Regions from separate parts of the Mus musculus genome. Here region 2 is linked to region 1. The links are chromatin loops, found by intact Hi-C in ENCODE. Cell type or tissue: left cerebral cortex. All regions are shown on one strand. Each heading gives the region's core, and the rest is flanking DNA. Links, peaks and the distances in the headings are about the cores only.

Region 1 (8,334 bases), core at 104-8,103:
TTTTCTGTATTTTTAATAAACGGCACGTTTGTTTCTCTAACAAGGGTGGGTCAAGAGATGTTTATATGGTCCTTAAGAGAGTCAAGTAATGTGGCTTAAAGGACTGAAAGACCAAACAAACCCGAGATTAGAAACAATATAAATTATATTTACTAAACATTTATCAAATAGCTATTAAAAAAGAATTGGTTAAATGATTAAGAAAACGAAGAAACAAAGTTTACATCTGGCTCGTTGGTCTAGGGGTATGATTCTCGCTTAGGGTGCGAGAGGTCCCGGGTTCAAATCCCGGACGAGCCCAAGTTTTTATCGTGTTTCCTGTCACCGAATTTTCGAAGGTTCAAAATTAATGATTGACAACTTTTTTCTTTCCTTTTCTTTTCTTTTCTTTTCTTTTCTTTTCTTTTCTTTTCTTTTCTTTTCCCTTTTCTTTTCCCTTTTCTTTTCTTTTCCCTTTTCTTTTCCCTTTTCTCTTTCTTTCTTTCTTTCTTTCTTTCTTTCTTTCTTTCTTTCTTTCTTTCTTCCTTCCTTCCTTCCTTCCTTCCTTCCTTCCTTCCTTCCTTCCTTTCTTCCTTTCTTTCGCAGCTAAGTGTTCTTTCTATGCATTTGGTTTCAATTTGCAACTTGAACCAGTCGTTTTCAGATTTGACTTTCATTTTTCCCTCCAGTCTCTCTAGACCAGAGAGCTTTGCGCCAAGAGGGTACTAAATTCTGCAAAAGATGTACAGATATATGATGCAACATAGGTGCTCGCTGTAATGCCGTAATTAAAATTGATTTTTTAAAAAGTTACGTAAGCTCTAAAATCATTTTTGATAGTGATTAATTTAATAATATAAAATTGAACTGTTACCAAAAAAAAAAAAAAAAAAGTTAATTTGCGCCCAACGTGGGGCTCGAACCCACGACCCTGAGATTAAGAGTCTCATGCTCTACCGACTGAGCTAGCCGGGCACATGTGCAACTCTTTTCTCCACTACAATAGGAGAATAAGTATTACCCACCCCCAAGTTTGTCATAAGGCATGATTTTAGATTTTGTTTAGTTGTTCATATTAGTTTTCTAGGTAAGAAAAGATGGTACTCTAATAATAAAAGTTTAGCTGGGAATTATTACCCTGTGCTCTACATTTTCCTGCTTCTATTCTCATCCACTGATGTCCCTATTTCTTTCCCTTTTCCCCTCTCTTCATTTCTCTTTCTGTTTTCGGCTCTCTTTCTTCTTCGTCCTCCCTTCTTTTACCTCCCCTCTCCTTTCCTTTTCTCCTCTTCCTCTCTCTCTTCTTGATAAACTACAAAATGTTTCCTGGTTCACTTACGGCTTTTCCAGAGCTCCTGACAAGTGATGTTGCCATCACTTATCATCCAGGGCTCTCCCTTCCTGTGACCCACTGAGGCTTTCTGCTGCTGTTCCCACAACCTGTCAGTTCTCCCGGCTGTCTTGCTCGTTGTGTTAAGAGCGGAACTGAAGGGACAATAATAGCGCAGACAACCGCTTTGAGGAGGCTTCTGTTGACAGATGTTGATTCACTGCAGAGCAGAGGTAACCCATCGGATCGGCGTGTCCGTCAGGATTGCCTGGTAGATTTTAATTCTCATTAAGATGAGATGTCGACTTCATAAACTTGTGGCAAGAAATATAACTGTGGGGTCTAGTTGCATTTTTCAATTGTTTTCAAAATTGGAAAGACCAACTTCATGCCCAAAGTATATAATCAAAACAAAGGGGATTAGAAGGCGACAGTTGCATCATTTTGAAAACCTGAGAGCCCTCAGCACCTTATTATTATCTGCCAGGAGGCAATGGAGATCGCATTTAAAAATCTCTCCCCCGCCCCCCAAGTGTACTCATCCTCCCTGCCCTCTCCCATCCACACCTTCCTCTTTCCTTTACCTAAGAAACCGGATGTTACTGTCTCTCCATTTTATATGTCCTGTCATTCCAAATTCCAGCTAATCCCCAGAACAAAAACAATTCATATGCTACTTGTTCAAAACTGGCATATGAATTCCTCAAGTCTGGAAAACAAATTCATATAATGTAAAATATCAGGATGGACTTCCTAGATTTGGTGATGTTGAAACTGGGAACCAAACATCAACAGTGGGTTTAAACTAAGTTTAAGGCTTTTAAGTTTAACCTAACCTAAGGCTTTCAACTAAGCCGTTTAACACGGACACCATTACATACTTAGCAAATGTTACTGAATTGACTTTAAAAAAATCTTACGTGAGCTTTCCTAGGAACAGGTCATCTGTAGGCAGTTTGCACACTTTTTGGTGAGAGATTGTTATGACCTAAATAAATAAATAAATAAATAAATAAATATCAGAAAGCAGTTATCTGAGAGTCTGCCGACAGGATTATATAGGCATAAGAATACTTCTGAATTTATCAAGGTTCTGGGTGAAGGACCCAGTCGAGACAATCAATGATCAATTTAGCCTGTTCAGGCACAGCTTTTGATCTATCTGTGCAAGTAAGTGTATATTTTAGAAAGCCTTGGCTCTTTAAGAGACACAAAAAGGATACAGAGGCTCAGGGACTTAGTTGCAGTTTGCAGGACGGACTGGGCCTTACATGAAGGAAACAGGAAATCCTTTGCTCAAGTTACCTGAGCAGGCAGCAGAGAGGACACGGAAAGGAACAGCAGCATGTAATGAAGGTCCTCAGCCACCTCGGACCACAGTTCAAGAGAGCCTCCTTGCGGGATGTAATTGGGTTGGGTGCGACCTCTTGGAAAGTCTTCCGGATTGAGGAGCACAAACTACAAAGTTACACAAAACAGAAAATGGATTTCCACTCAAGTCGCTCCACAGGAGTCTCATGGAGGACAGGGCTGTTGATCAGGGGCCTGCATTCATCTACAAGTGGTAACAGTGGGGTCACCCTTCAATTTATGCTTTGGTGAATAATGCGAAGCCGAGGAGGAGGAAGAAGAGGGGGGGGAGGAGGAGTATTCTTTCAAGAATGTATTTATTATTTTTGCAAGTTCTCCTTTTAGATTAACAATCATGGAATTGAGCCTGTGAAAGTACATTTGAACAAAATGGACAATATTAAATACATCTGTAATAAGCTAAAATAAGATAACCCATTCAGTCAGCTGGGGTTGGGAAAGAGAATGTTATATTCAATTTACTCCGATATTTCTTGAAGACATGAAGAGGTTAGTCCTCAACTAAGTGATTAATAGTCTGCTTTTTATTCTTGCTCAGGGAAACAAACAGAACAACAAAATCCCACAAACACTGAACAATAGCAGAGAACTCTTTCATTGTACTACAGGGGAGTGGACACTGCTAGTCCACTGGTGGGGGATTGTTTGCCTATGTGTGTGACTCCAATGTACAGCAACACAACGATCTTTAGTAGGCTCTGAAGAATAATAAGACAGATTTCTGATGTCCGATGTGTCTGTCGTGAGTAAGGAAGAGTAAGAGTCATTTGGAGTTCCTCATGAACTCAGGGAAGCCGAAAGGAATTCTAATACCATCAAATTAATTTGCATTTGAATCCTACTTGAACCCAGCATGGAGACTGATAATTTAAAACTATATTAATTTCATCTTGACAGTCTTTTTTTTTTTTTTTTTTTAATTAAGAGCTAATGTGGTCTCCTTGTTAATCGACAAAGACCAATGTCAGTTAAAGGACGTTTTGGTATGTTTCTCCTCCCATAGTCTTATTTTTATTCATCTTTATCTTATTCTATCCTTTCTCACCTTTGCTTGTTTGTTTGTTTGTTTGTTTGTTTACACAGGCTTTTACTTTGGCTGGCCCTAAACTCACTATGTGGAACAGGCTGTGGCTGGAGTTCACTAAGATCTCACTGCTCCCGACTCCCTGGCTTTGGGATTAAAAGTGTATTCAACCACATCCGGACCAACCATAGAATTTTGCTGCAACTACAGACTAACATGTCTCAAATCTTGCTGACAAACAGGGGCAAACGAGCTGTTTAAATTCGCAATAAAAGTTGGTCCTCTCAAAGCCCTTAATAATTTTGCTTCTGTTTCCTTGGTTTTCAAACTTCCGTTTTCTTCAGGGGCCAAGTCACAGAAATTTGGCTCTGAAGAGATACTGAAATAAAATAAGAGAATGAATAAATGCAAACTAAAAAGTAAGAGGCAGCTGTTACTTGCACAATGATTGATACAACTCTAACCATCACGCAGAGATGGCATCCCAAGTAGGGAAGCAAGTACACGTGGATCCTTCGATAGCTCAGTTGGTAGAGCGGAGGACTGTAGGTCATTGTTCTAGAAATCCTTAGGTCGCTGGTTCGAATCCGGCTCGAAGGAACCCTTGTTTTTTTTAGCGTCTGGGAGCTCGTTTCCGAAAGAATTGAGCGGGACTTTTCGTATTTGACTGACCTCAATACTACTCTCGATGTGCAAAGTAGTGACTGTAGATTTTATAATTTGTTCTCTGTAATAGTTTTTAATACTTCCAAGCAGGCTTTGACGTCATAGATCACATAACCCCACCCCTGGAGATCCTTGTGCCCTGGAATAAAGGGGCCGGCGACGACCTGTAGACACGAGGTTTGGGGCCGGGTGTGCTCCTGAACCCGCCCAGTGGCCGAGAGTGAATACAGGTCCTGTGGTTAATCGGTGGGGCACGCGCGCCCTCCAGTAGTCAGAGCGTTCTCAGCAGCTGGACCTCAGGCTCAAGTTTCTCAGTAGGCATCTTCCTATCACCTCACGGCAGGAGGAAAATCCTGTTCCTTCAAGCTTTTGGTTTAACTATGTTACGATGGTTTTGTTTCAAGAGTCTGGGGGGAAATTGGTGTAAATCAGAATGACCTGGAGACATTTTACAACCTAGGGGATGCGAATTTAAAAAGTTATACAGGCGATTTTAATGTGCTGCAAGGGCTTTAAAACGCTGCTAGAGCGTTTCTCTTAAAAAACAAACAAAACAAAACAAAACAAAACAAAACAAATGGCATTGCTGGAAACGGAATGGCAGTTTTAGGGGAGAAATGCAAGAGGAGATTTAGTTCAAAGAAAATACAGAGAAACCCTGTCTCGAAAAATAAAAAAAGAAAAGAAAAAAAAAGAAAGAAAATCTCACCTATCAGTAGCGCATATTTGCTAATTTTGTGCTAATCCTTTTAAACTGCGTTACTCCTGCTCTCAAAATCAGTTACCTGTAGAATCGTGTCAATGAGAGATTAATATTAAGTAAGACAAAGTAATTGACAAAGATTTCAGTTCAACATATCGAAAGTTGTACAAGGGTTTTTGTGCTTGCAATTTCTTGTACCTTCCATCCCATGTGTCAGAACTTTTCTCTAAGCAAATAATTTTCAGAAAGATAGAAAATAGTTCAATTTTTTTCTTTAAAGATAACGTTTGGGCCTCGGATATAAAATATATTAGATAGTCCTGGACTAGGCGTTTCTGCAAGGCACAGTAAGTTCCAACCCACAAGAGCTGGTCCTACATTTCTTTCCATATCTTGGGCTGTATTCCGGGATATTCCAGTGCCGGTAACTGAACTGAAACAAAAAAAGCAAACGACCTAGATCCAAACACCGCTATATACGCTTCCCTGTCTCAACAAAGGGAACGCGTTTGCGCGTTAACAAAGGGAAAGCTGTGAGAACTTGATAGGAAAACAGGAAATACCAACTCCAGAGCTCCAAGCCATTTCCTGGAGAACAGTGTGTGGTAGGAACTAGGCCCTTCCGGGTTGCTGAGAGAACTTCTGAAATTTAACTATAGAGGTTAGAAGTAACGGATTTGGTTGTTCTTGTTCTAGCAGGGTATGATGGGAAAAGAAACAGGCATAAATGCAAAACTGGAGAATGCGGGCATCGATCCCGCTACCTCTCGCATGCTAAGCGAGCGCTCTACCATTTGAGCTAATTCCCCTTCTGATGGTAAGTGGCTGCTACCTTACTCCCTTTTGATAACTGGATGTAATTCAATGCTCGCTGTTATTTTCAGCTCATCAAACAGAAATTGTGGGAGTGGGAGTGGGGTGGGGGTGGGGGTGGGGTGGAGGGGGTGTTAGTGTGTTTGTTGATATGATTTTTTTTATGTCTAATAAAATCCGAACAAGATGATAAAAACTGAAGTGGAGAAAGTAAAATGGAGTATTTAAGAAAGAGTTTCCTGAGTTAGGGTTGGTGTTTTATAATCCCAGAACTGCAGGGAAGGGGAAGAAAGAAGTCCTAAGGCAGGAGAATTGCCCCCTCTTTGAGGCCATCTTGTTTTACATAGCAAAAAGTGAGATTGTGGCTTGGTTGTCACGGAACAGTCCCGGGGTTACTTGCGCCCTCTATAAATGAAAGACGGTACCGCCAGTTCTGGGAATCGCACAGGGGTGCGTACAAATGGACCAGGACGCGGAGAGCACGGAAACAACGGTGCTGGGACCTTGTGCACAGAATCCAGATGCCAGATGGGAATTAAACATTCGGCCGAGAAAAGCAATCTAGTTCCCTGGGCTCGACTTTGACTCACTCCTTGGTCTGCACCAATCCTCACATCCCTCAGGTCCTCTAACTTTTACGACAGTATCCAGAAATCGATTCTTTGGTCTCTACGGCTCCAGAAGGCTCGCTCATCAAGGTCAGTCCTTTGTCTGGCTGTTTTCTTCCTTTTTTCTTTTTCTTTTTCTTTTTCTTTTTTTCTTTTTCTTTTCCTTTTTTTCCTTTCTCTTTCTTTCTCTTTCCTTTCTTCTCTTCCTTCCTTTCTTTTTTTCTTCTTTTTTTAAAATCACTGCCGGAGGCCACATGGCCAAAAGTGAAAGGGTCTGTCCTGGTTAATTTCTCTTCCCTGCAGGCACTGTTTCGAGGAGTTTCAAAATTAATTTTTCCAAAGAAAATATCGAGAAACTGGTAATTTTGTTGAGGTAGAGCCATGGCCCGAAATTCACTGTGTAGTTGAAGATGACCCCGGAGTCATGATCCTTCTGCTTTCTTTCAGAAACGTTCCATTACCTTCGATTAGAAGTGGATACATATATGATTTTGGCCTAAAAAAAAATTTGCAAAAAGGGAGAATGCAAACTTGTCCTTTTCCTTTTGGATTTACGGAGTGCCAGTATCAGGTGTGGTTCCAGGTTCCCGTTCCAGGTTCCAGATAAGGCTGTGGTGAGGTCTCGAGCAGACAAGCACAAGTCCAATTGCCTCTTCTTTTGAAAGTTCGTCAAAAAGACTTCTGCTTGTGGGCTTAATGTTTATTTCTTTAAAACTCAATAAAATCGGAGCAAGATAATTAGAACTAAAAGAGAGAAAGTGAAACATTTAAGTCAGTGATTCTAGAGCCAGCTGTGGGGTGGTGTATCTCAGCAGCGGGGGTGGGTGGTGGGGGTGAGTTGGAGGCCTGCCTGGATAGCTTCATGAATACCAGCTAGTCAGAGCTAGAAAACAAGTCCTGTAAATATGAAGAAATAAATGAATAAACAAATAGGGAAAGGAAATAAAAGAAAAAGAAACACACATCCCGAAATTTGACCCCATGTCTCTGAACTGTGCAAAAAGCCCATACGAGGTCTTTCCAGGGACTTTAGACCACCCGCAACACTAGCTTTTCTCTTTTGCTTATTTATTACAGTCAGGGTTGACAAAAAGAGAATGGTTTTCTGTGGGAAGAAACTCCCTCCACATAAGAGATTTTAAATTTCACATGCTGAAATTGTATAACGAAACCCACTGTTATTCCTCTTATAGTCAGACTTGAGCTGACACTCACCACTGTCTAGATTCTTCCTTCTTATCAGACAGAATCTGCCCAATCTGACCTCTATTTATCCTTCAAATGACTGAGAAGTGTAGGCATGGAACAGGATCAAAAGACTAGCCCATTTCCAAGGCTCAGATCCATCTGCTGTGTGACTACACTCGCTGTAAGAGGTTTCCAGCAGGAACAAATTTTTGGGTTCCAGTAATACTGGACTGGTTGTTAACTTCCCAAATGCTCAGTTGTGGTCGAAGATGAGGAATATCTTAAAATTCACACTGAAGTTTCGGCATTTGCTAAATGGTGCCACATCCTGACTTTCAGGAAGAAATACCCAAGCACCAAAATACACTGGCCATGGCTGTCTACAACCCACAACTGGCTTCCCTGGTGGTCTTGTACTTGATGTAACCATATCATTTATCTAGCAAATCTAGATAAATCTAAGAGAAAGGAGGTAATCAGAAAGGACAGGGCGGCTACAGAACGTCTAGGAAAGGGTCAAGGACAGGGAATCTTACTAGTTTTTTTGTCTTTCTTGTTTTTTATATATACTCAGGAAACCATGAGCATCACTATATAGAATATATCCAATGTTTGAGAACACCTAGTTATAACATCAACAAAGCAAAATCGA
Region 2 (8,334 bases), core at 213-8,212, 1.5 Mb after region 1:
TGGGAAGCAGAGGCAGGTGGATTTCTGAGTTCAAGGCCAGCCAGGTCTACAGAGTGAGTTCTGGGACAGCCAGGACTATACAGAGAAACCCTGTCTAAAAAAAAATTGGCCCGTACATCTACAGGCTGGATAGGATTAAGCAGTTTTCACATTAAGATTCAATGGTCAGTAAATCATATCATGCTTAACTACTAGCCAATAAATAAAAATAAATAGAGATCGTTATACCTTTACAACATTAACAAATATTCCTGTTGGTTTAAAGATTACATTGTGGGGTTGTTTGAGAAAGTCTTGCTATAGTCTTGGCAGGCCTCTGCCTCCCAAGTGGTAGGATTAAAGACCTATGCTTCTCCCAGCTTCACTTTGAATTTTTGGCCTCTTTATGTTTTTGAGCAAACTAAGCTTAAAATAATTAATTACAATAATAGGAAACTAACATATATTGAGTACTTTACCCAATGTGAGCAAATTTACATTCCTTTACAGTACACTCTGATCATTAATAAGATGGATCATTCTCTGAACAAAAGCCAAAATAAATCTTAATAAAAGAAAAAAGATTCAAGTCAGGAGAAGTATGTTCTCTGACTATATGTTCACTCACTACCTGGAACATGACAACTGTTTTATGAACCTTCATGTATGTTGAAACTTATCCAATTGGAGTTGTCTCTCTCCATCTGTGGATTCAATCAACTGTAGATAAAATACATTCAAAGAACATGCACAGATATTATTCTTGTCACTATTCCCTAAACAACAACGTAGAACAACTGTATAGAATTTCTAGTGTATTTGCACAGTATTTACCATGTGTCTAGAGATGGTTAAAGTAACCTGAGAATGTGGATAGATTATATGCAGACACTGTGCCATCTTGTGTAAGGACATTGAGGATCCACATATTTTGCTGTTAGGGATCCTAAAACCACTTCCTCAGGATACAGAGGAGTGACACTGTGGTTTAAAATGCATGCAGTTTATCATCACAATATTCCTTGATAAAAAACAAAGTGATGCTAACAGCACTTAAGCTGAAATTGGGAAAAACTGAAAAAAGACATCTTAAGGTTAAGTACGGTCGATGGAAAATTTTTCCTACAGGTGACCTACAGAATAAAGCCTTCACACGTCTCATTAAGTATTTGAGTTCTTTCATAGTCTTACCTCATTCAATTTTATTTTATTTTTTAACGTTTTCAAAGTAAGCCATCTCCTCCAAATCTTTCTGATTCTGTGACTATTACCAGTGCTCATCTGCACACCTACACTCTGCTCCTCACACGTCTTACTCAAATATTCAAATCTCACTTGTCCTCGAGAGAATATAATTCTACGTCCTTCATGTAACTCTCTGTCCTCTGCAAACCATACATCTCTCTCCATTCCCTAAGTTCTGCAGCACTCACTTCACCTTTGTACTCCTCCTGCTTTGACTTTTATTGGCCAATTTACTGTCAAATAAAGACTTATGCTGTGCTGCTGCTGCTGCCTCTCCTCCTCCTCCTCCTCCTCCTCCCTCCTCCCTCTCCCTCCTCCCCCTCCCCAGCAGTGTTACAAGGCACTGGGTAAGAGGTAAGTGGTGAATGACTGCTGAAGCTGTTGAGGCCGAGCAGGACCCAGGTGAGATCACAGGACAGATGAGAGCCCAGAGAAAGCTCACCAACAATGATTTGGGAGTCCACATACTTGACAATAAAAACACATTATTCTGAGAAGGGACATGGCACTTGGGAAAATCTCAACTTACCCGAAAACTAGATGGTAGGAGTAGGGGACGTCCCTCGTGGAGACTGGCAGAGTCTGCAAAGGACAGACCTAAAAAGGAAGAGGCCAGGCTAAATATGACCAGATCTGCTGCTGCCAGCAATCCAGAAAAATGTTTTACTTTTCTTCCTGGAAATAACAACTATGTCTCCCCTTCCTTTATATGTCAGAATCCCCCAACCCCCTAAAAGGTTCAACTGAGGCCTCTGTACCATCCTGAGAAGGCTCAGCAGAAACAAACAAACAAACAAACAAACACACAAACAACAAAAACCAAACTCTGCCTTAATATTCATCTTTGTCTCTTGACACTTCACATGGTTCATACAGAGAAATGTGAAGTCCTCATTGATGAAGCAAGGCACTCTTGCTGAGTCCTCTCTGCTTCACATAAAGCATGAGTAAACAGTAGGGTATAATAGTGCATGCCTTTAATCCCAGCACTAAGGACGCAAAACCTTGTGGGTCCCAGTGAGTTTATTCAGTGACACTCTCCCATACCTAACGAAAGTAAAGACATGCAAGCACACACTTATACACATAAAACAAAATCTTTTTAAAAAAATTAACAAAAATGTGATAAGGGAAAGATAGTAATAGATCATACTCTTAGGTATTTTTAAAAGGACATTTAAAGAACTGTTTAGTTTTAGGCATTGCAATGTAAGAAATATGCTAACTAGGAAAAGACTACTCAAAGAAGTCTAGCGATCTTATATGGACCTATCATAGGAAATGAGACTTAGGCTGCTTGACAGGGAACTTAGGAGTTCTAACAGCTGAATTCACAGGTAACGGCATCATTGTAAAATTACTGACAGTATCTGGTGCTTTTAAGATCTACACACAGGTTACAGGACTAGGCACTGTTAGTAAAAGGAACTAAAAAACAAGGAAACATTTGCACCCAAATGGTGAGTTTAAGTCCACACACACACTTGCACCAGAACAAGCTTGAAAAAATTGCTTTCTGCAAGATATTTCAAAACTAATCTTTGCAATAAGTTAAAACACCTTTTTTTTTCTGACTAAAGTTTTCTATTCGGAAATGTAATAAAAGAGAAATGTCAAGAGGATCAGATATTCTGAACTGTTGTTCCTTTTCAAATTCTGATGTCCAGAACTCAGAATTAATTCTTTCAAGCCTCTTTCGATGATGTAATTAGGTTTCTTTACCCCTGGCCACATTACTTCTTCCTCCCACCTCTCAGTTCGCCATACACCAGTCCTCTCTGCCCTGGCCATTGCCATTACCTGCCATCCCAGGAGCTCTACGTCTTCCGCTAGAACTTGGACACGTGGATACCTGGGCAGCTTCAGTTTGGGACTTGGATGTCCCGCTCTCCTTCCAGAGTAGGTGTCTTATGCTCTACGAGACTGGCCTACCAGGCACAGGATACACTCTGCAGCACGCGTCTTACAGTCGCACCTCAGACTCGTACAGAGTAGCCAAGAGGTCCTGTCCAAGATCGGACGTGCACAGGGGAAGTTTGGATTGCTACAAGAAACAAAAAGTGAATAGGGAGCGAACAGCTCTGCCTCGCTGCAGTAGAGACTCTGGGCGCCCACCTAGTCTTGGCCACCCGCCCTCCACAGGGTCTGCGATCTCCCACTTTCCCAGGCGGCCAGACACACCTGTTGCGGGGCACACCAGAAAGGCGGGCTGCTCCGCATTTTGCTGGCCCGGCCCAGAACAAAGGAACAAAGCCTTGGGGAACCCGCGGTCCCCGGCAACGCCGAGGGGAGGCGCGCCCCCTTCCCTGACTCCCCGGCTTCCTCCCGCGCATGCCGCACTACGCGAGCCCGCAAGGTGACGTCACACACCCAAGGCGCTGGTGGTTGCCATGGTGATACCTGGACTCCAGTCTTGTGACGCACTCCAAGGATCCTGGATCCAGATGACCTGGGATGGTCATCAAAACTCAGGCTGTGAGTTTACGCCGTGGGACGAGCCAAACGCCCACCCCTTTCCACGCCCACAGTCGGCTTAGCGGTCACTTCCGGTCGCGTAGACCCTTTCCCTTGGTTTCCCCCTCCCCGCAACACACAGGAGCGCCTCACCGGGGAACACAAAGGACCACAATTCCCAGAATGCAACGCGCAGTGTTTCTGAATTACTTTTCCCAGGTTTCCACAAATGCTGCAGTCCCTCCTGGTGGCTCGGGAGGTTGAACCTGCCTACCGTTTGTGTCCAGTGATTTGGATTGTGAGCAGAGGTGGCCATATATAGCGTTTGTAACCAATATTCACACACCCTCAGGGTTTTGGGCGGAGATGTTGGGGGCAGTACCATGCCCCTCAGGCTGGTCTCGAACTTGCTATATACATGTGGCTGGCCTTGAAATCCTGATCCACCTTCTCCACCTCCTAAGGATCTGACCTCCCCTCACAGAGAATTTCAAAATGCAAGCGTACATTTCATCGTTCAACCCTACTTTTATTACCTGGTTGGTCTGCATTCTCATTTATATGGTATTTGTCGTTTTGAAAATATTTTTTCGTTTTCATGTCTTCGAAAAACGACTCTCATTTTTTTTTTAAATACTAAAGAAGCCGGGAGAAGGTGATGGTACAGTATTTTACATACTGCACGTTTCCTTGCCTAGCACTTAAAGCATATCCATTAGTGCTCTAGACGAACACAGAAGATTGCAACAAATAGGTTTTTATGTTTCAAAGATGTGGCCCACTCATCTAAGGGCTTCTGTTCCTCCCCAGTTATTTGACAGAAGGGCTAAAGTGGCTCCCCTCCTTAGCTGAGAGCACCAGACCTGGAAATGATAATGCTACACATGAAAACTTTAAGGAAAGGGGATGATATTTAGAGAAATGGTTGCAACAAGACATTCGATAAAAAAGAGAATGCAAACAGCAATCATGTTTAGTTTTTTTTTTTTAATTGATTTTATGTGTCTGTTTGTGGGCATATGTGAAGGGACATGCTTTGGTGTCCAGAAAAGGATGTAGGAGCCCTTGGAACTAGAATTTATAGAAGACTGCATGCTTAGGACCAGACTTCTAACACTAGCTTTTCTGTTTGCTGGCTAGGAGCACCTCACAGGTTTTGGTTCTGGGAATGGGGCTCTGTTGAAATAAATGCCTGGACACATGAAAGTGACTTTGAAATTTGATTATGAGTAGAAGCTAGAAGAATTACTGAGTTATAGCATTTAAACTAAATTATTCTTAAAAGATGGATGCTGGGGATGGTGAGATAGCTCAGCGGGTAAGAGCACTAACAGCTTTTCAGGAGGTCCTGAGTTCAAATCCCAGCAACCACATGGTGGCTCACAACCATCTGTAGTAACATATGAGGCCCTTTTCTGGTGTCTAAAGACAGCTACAATGTACTTACATATAATAAATAAATTATTTTTTAAAAAGTCTCAAATGCCTTTAAAAAATGGATGCTATATAGACATTAGATTCTAGTGATGACTCAGATGGAAGTGAGGTGCATGGGAAACAGCTACAGTCATCTTTCATATATTCTCATGGTTAGGACAGTCAACCACATGTCTGTTTACTACACTGAAAAATCCAGACTGGGAGATATTTGAAAACTGTAATGACAATTTTGGAATTTTGGTTGTTTTTTTGTTTTTTTTTTTTTTTTTTTTTTTAAGAAATATAAGAATGTGTTCTAGTTTTAATCCCAGGTGTGGGATTACGAGGCTGCTTCAGACTGTCCAAAGCAGTTGATTATGATTTACCTCATGCTCTAGCAGAGGCATGGTTTTGCCAGCTGCAGATTGTTTCTGCAACTATGTGACGTTTGGGATTTTAGGAACCTTTCAAACGCTAGGGCACTGAGAGGTGGGGTTGGTGGTTGGTGGTCATTCAGATTGGTTGTAGTTTGTTAGTCATGCTCAAGAAGAAATAAGAAAAAAAATAGATTCAGATCTCTCCCTCTCCCCCTCCCCCTCTCCTTCTCCCTTCCCCTTCCCCCCCCCTCTCTTTCCTTCTTTCTCTCCTATCCAGTGATAGGGGATGAAACCAAGGGAATAAAGGGTGGGAAAAAGAAGAGTCCACAAGTAGCAAAGTAGCAAAGACCAGGTACAAAAAAACACTTGCCTATTAAAGTATTTGTACCAAAAATATAAAAAGAGCTTTTAGAAGTAGAGGAACAGGTGGTTCAGTGGTAGTTTTTGCTTAGTCCTGGTTTTAAAATCCAGCAGCAAAATAAACTGTTATTTTAATAATATTCTTAACAATGCTCAATAAACCATCCAATTTAGAAAATAGGCCAAACCTCAAAACTTTTAACACCTCACCAAAGATGATATTTACAGAATACAGAAATATGAACAGCACTCTACATCTTAGTGTCAGGGAAATGTGTATTAAAATAAAATCACACCGGCATACTCCTTACCAATGATCTAGAATTAGGACAGTGACACCAAACACTGAAAAGGATGTAGAACAAAAGGAGCTCTCCTGAACCTACAGCAAAGATGCAAGCAATACACCGTTCTGGAGGATGGTATAGCCATTCTTATAAAACTATTCATGCTCTTAGCTTCCATTCAGTAATCCTCACCGATTAGGTTTTTTTTTTGGGGGGGGGGGGGTTGAGACAGGGTTTCTCTGTATAGCTCTGGCTGTCCTGGAACTCATTTTGTAGACCAGGCTGGCCTCGAACTCAGAAATCCGCCTACCACGCCCGGCTAGTATTTCTTCAAATGAGTAAAAAGCTGACACCCAAAGAATACTTGTGTATGTCTGTAATAACAGTACAAGCATGAACAAATTGTTGGGTATATGGTTAGTGGATTGTTATTCAGCAATTAACAGAAATGGATTACGACAATATAAGAAAAAAATTACAGGGCCGGGCACTAAGTGAATATTACTGAGTAAAATGAGTCAATCTGACAAAGGCTGCATACTGGATGATTCCATCTATATAGCACTGTATAAAGAACAAGTAAAAATCACCTTCTGTCAGGGATTGGGGGATACTTTGAGCAAAGGGGACTTGGTGGGCAGTGAAACATATAAATACACAGATTTGTCAAACCCCAAAGAATGTACATCACTGAGCAAGCCCTAGTGTGAACTATGGTATTAATAATAACTTAACCATTATTGGCTTATCATGATAACAAATTACTAATGGAATACAAGATGTTAGCAGTAGGAAAATTGGGGAAAGAGGAGAGATGAAGTATACTGAAACTAATTTTCACTGATTTTTCCCCCGATAAATCTAAAATTGTCCTCCTCTCCCCAAGTCTTTTAATATAGAAATATATGAATGCTAAAGGTGTTTCTTAAGGTTAGAAATGGAGAACAGATAACTAGACGCTAAGGGAATGGTGATCCATTTGATAAAGTAACAGGCATTTGGTTAACTGCGGTATACTGTTGGATGGAAAATAGAATTTGTTATTTAATGAGCTTAAATATTTAGCTGAGATTCCCAAGAAACAGTTGAGAGAACCAATTCTCCCTCAGGCAGGTCACTGTTTATCATTCTTTAATGCAATTAATTGATAATGTTAGTTTTGTGTTGGGCTTGTCTTTACTGAAAACACACTTTTAATGTTTTCTGAAAATAAATTAAAATTTAAAAGTAAAATAAATAAATTAAAATCAATGTTTGATTAATGAGTCAGAAGAAAAGCAGTATCTAGGGCTGGGGTAACGAAAGGTACGCTTTATTTTTGTTAAGACGAAATATATATGTACACCATATAGCCAAGTTAGTCCCAAGCTGACAATTGCCTTGTCTCAGTATCAGTGCTGGGACACAGGAATGAGCCACCACCCGCGGCCTGACAGTACTTCATTGTGAGGTCGTCTGGGTTCTGGTGAGGGAATTGAAGCCTCCAGTCGTCGGAAGATGCTGTCCTAGGACACTTTCACTCTCCATTACGAGGCTGGACAGAGACTTCAGCCTTCCGTATTTTCCCTTACACAGCACAAGATTCTGTTCCTTTTTGGGCTTTTAGAGCCTTGCAAATCTGGCAGCCCTTTGCTTTTTTTTTTTTTTTTTCAATCTTTCAGCTACTGAAATTTACCTTCATAGATTTTAAGATATAGCTCTATTCATGTAGTCGTGGCCGAGTGGTTAAGGCGATGGACTAGAAATCCATTGGGGTCTCCCCGCGCAGGTTCGAATCCTGCCGACTACGGGCTCTTTTAAATCTCAAACTTGTTGCATCTACACTGATCTCTATTAAGAGGATTTCCAGGTCTGGCGATGTATTTCAGGTCTGGCTAGTGTATCATGAGGTTCACTTCCATTTTCTTTCTTTTTTTTTTTTTTTAATGCTGCACCTTCGCCGCAGTCTCTTTTCGGTGAAGCTCACATTCTGGTCTAGTCTTTATTTCCTGTCTTACATGTTTGGTTAGAAGCTTCAGGTACTGCACGGTTTATAATTTCATTTTAGGATAGGAACTAGTGCACAACAAAGGCTGAAACAAGGACTTTTTTTTCTTTTTCTTTGGCCTTTCCTATTCCTATCGAATACTCTCAGAGCCAGCCGACCCATCACGCAGGCGCAGCGATCGTTGACTTGGCAGCGAACGAAGCAATTCCAGGCTTGGGCGCCGGTC

Evidence for each region. A loop is a pair of places that touch in the nucleus more often than their neighbours do. Peaks named below come from ENCODE experiments on the same cell type or tissue, not always from the same donor. Only the 100,000 strongest peaks of a DNase experiment are listed, where the experiment ranks them.
Region 2: it touches region 1 in a loop (2.0-fold over the local background); 23 of 42 quality-filtered maps call a loop at or near these places.

What each region holds. Positions count from the first base shown.
Region 1 is chr13:23,428,960-23,437,293 of GRCm38, reverse strand. C230035I16Rik (RIKEN cDNA C230035I16 gene) reads left to right here and starts at 6,277. Exons shown (of 4, transcript NR_015492.1): 1 at 6,277-6,584; 2 at 6,942-7,065. n-TAagc13 (a tRNA gene) reads right to left here and starts at 5,882; the gene lies at 5,810-5,882. It overlaps n-TYgta7 (a tRNA gene), which reads left to right and starts at 4,217; the gene lies at 4,217-4,304. Gm40833 (a long non-coding RNA gene) reads left to right here and starts at 2,622. Exons shown (of 3, transcript XR_873170.2): 1 at 2,622-2,873; 2 at 3,606-3,663; 3 at 3,764-3,998. It also overlaps n-TKctt11 and n-TPagg3. In left cerebral cortex, for the core only: CTCF peaks have their summits at 4,585 and 6,295; DNase peaks (open chromatin) are centred at 4,229, 4,554, 5,820, 6,331 and 4 more places; H3K4me3 peaks cover 5,228 bases; H3K27ac peaks cover 1,226 bases.
Region 2 is chr13:21,940,490-21,948,823 of GRCm38, reverse strand. It overlaps Zfp184 (zinc finger protein 184 (Kruppel-like)), which reads right to left and starts at 3,730. Exons shown (of 6, transcript NM_183014.1): 1 at 3,625-3,730; 2 at 3,025-3,268; 3 at 1,754-1,821. The coding sequence starts at 3,031. It overlaps n-TSaga8 (a tRNA gene), which reads left to right and starts at 7,829; the gene lies at 7,829-7,910. In left cerebral cortex, for the core only: a CTCF peak has its summit at 3,495; DNase peaks (open chromatin) are centred at 3,650, 3,813, 7,594 and 7,892; H3K4me3 peaks cover 2,852 bases; H3K27ac peaks cover 1,281 bases.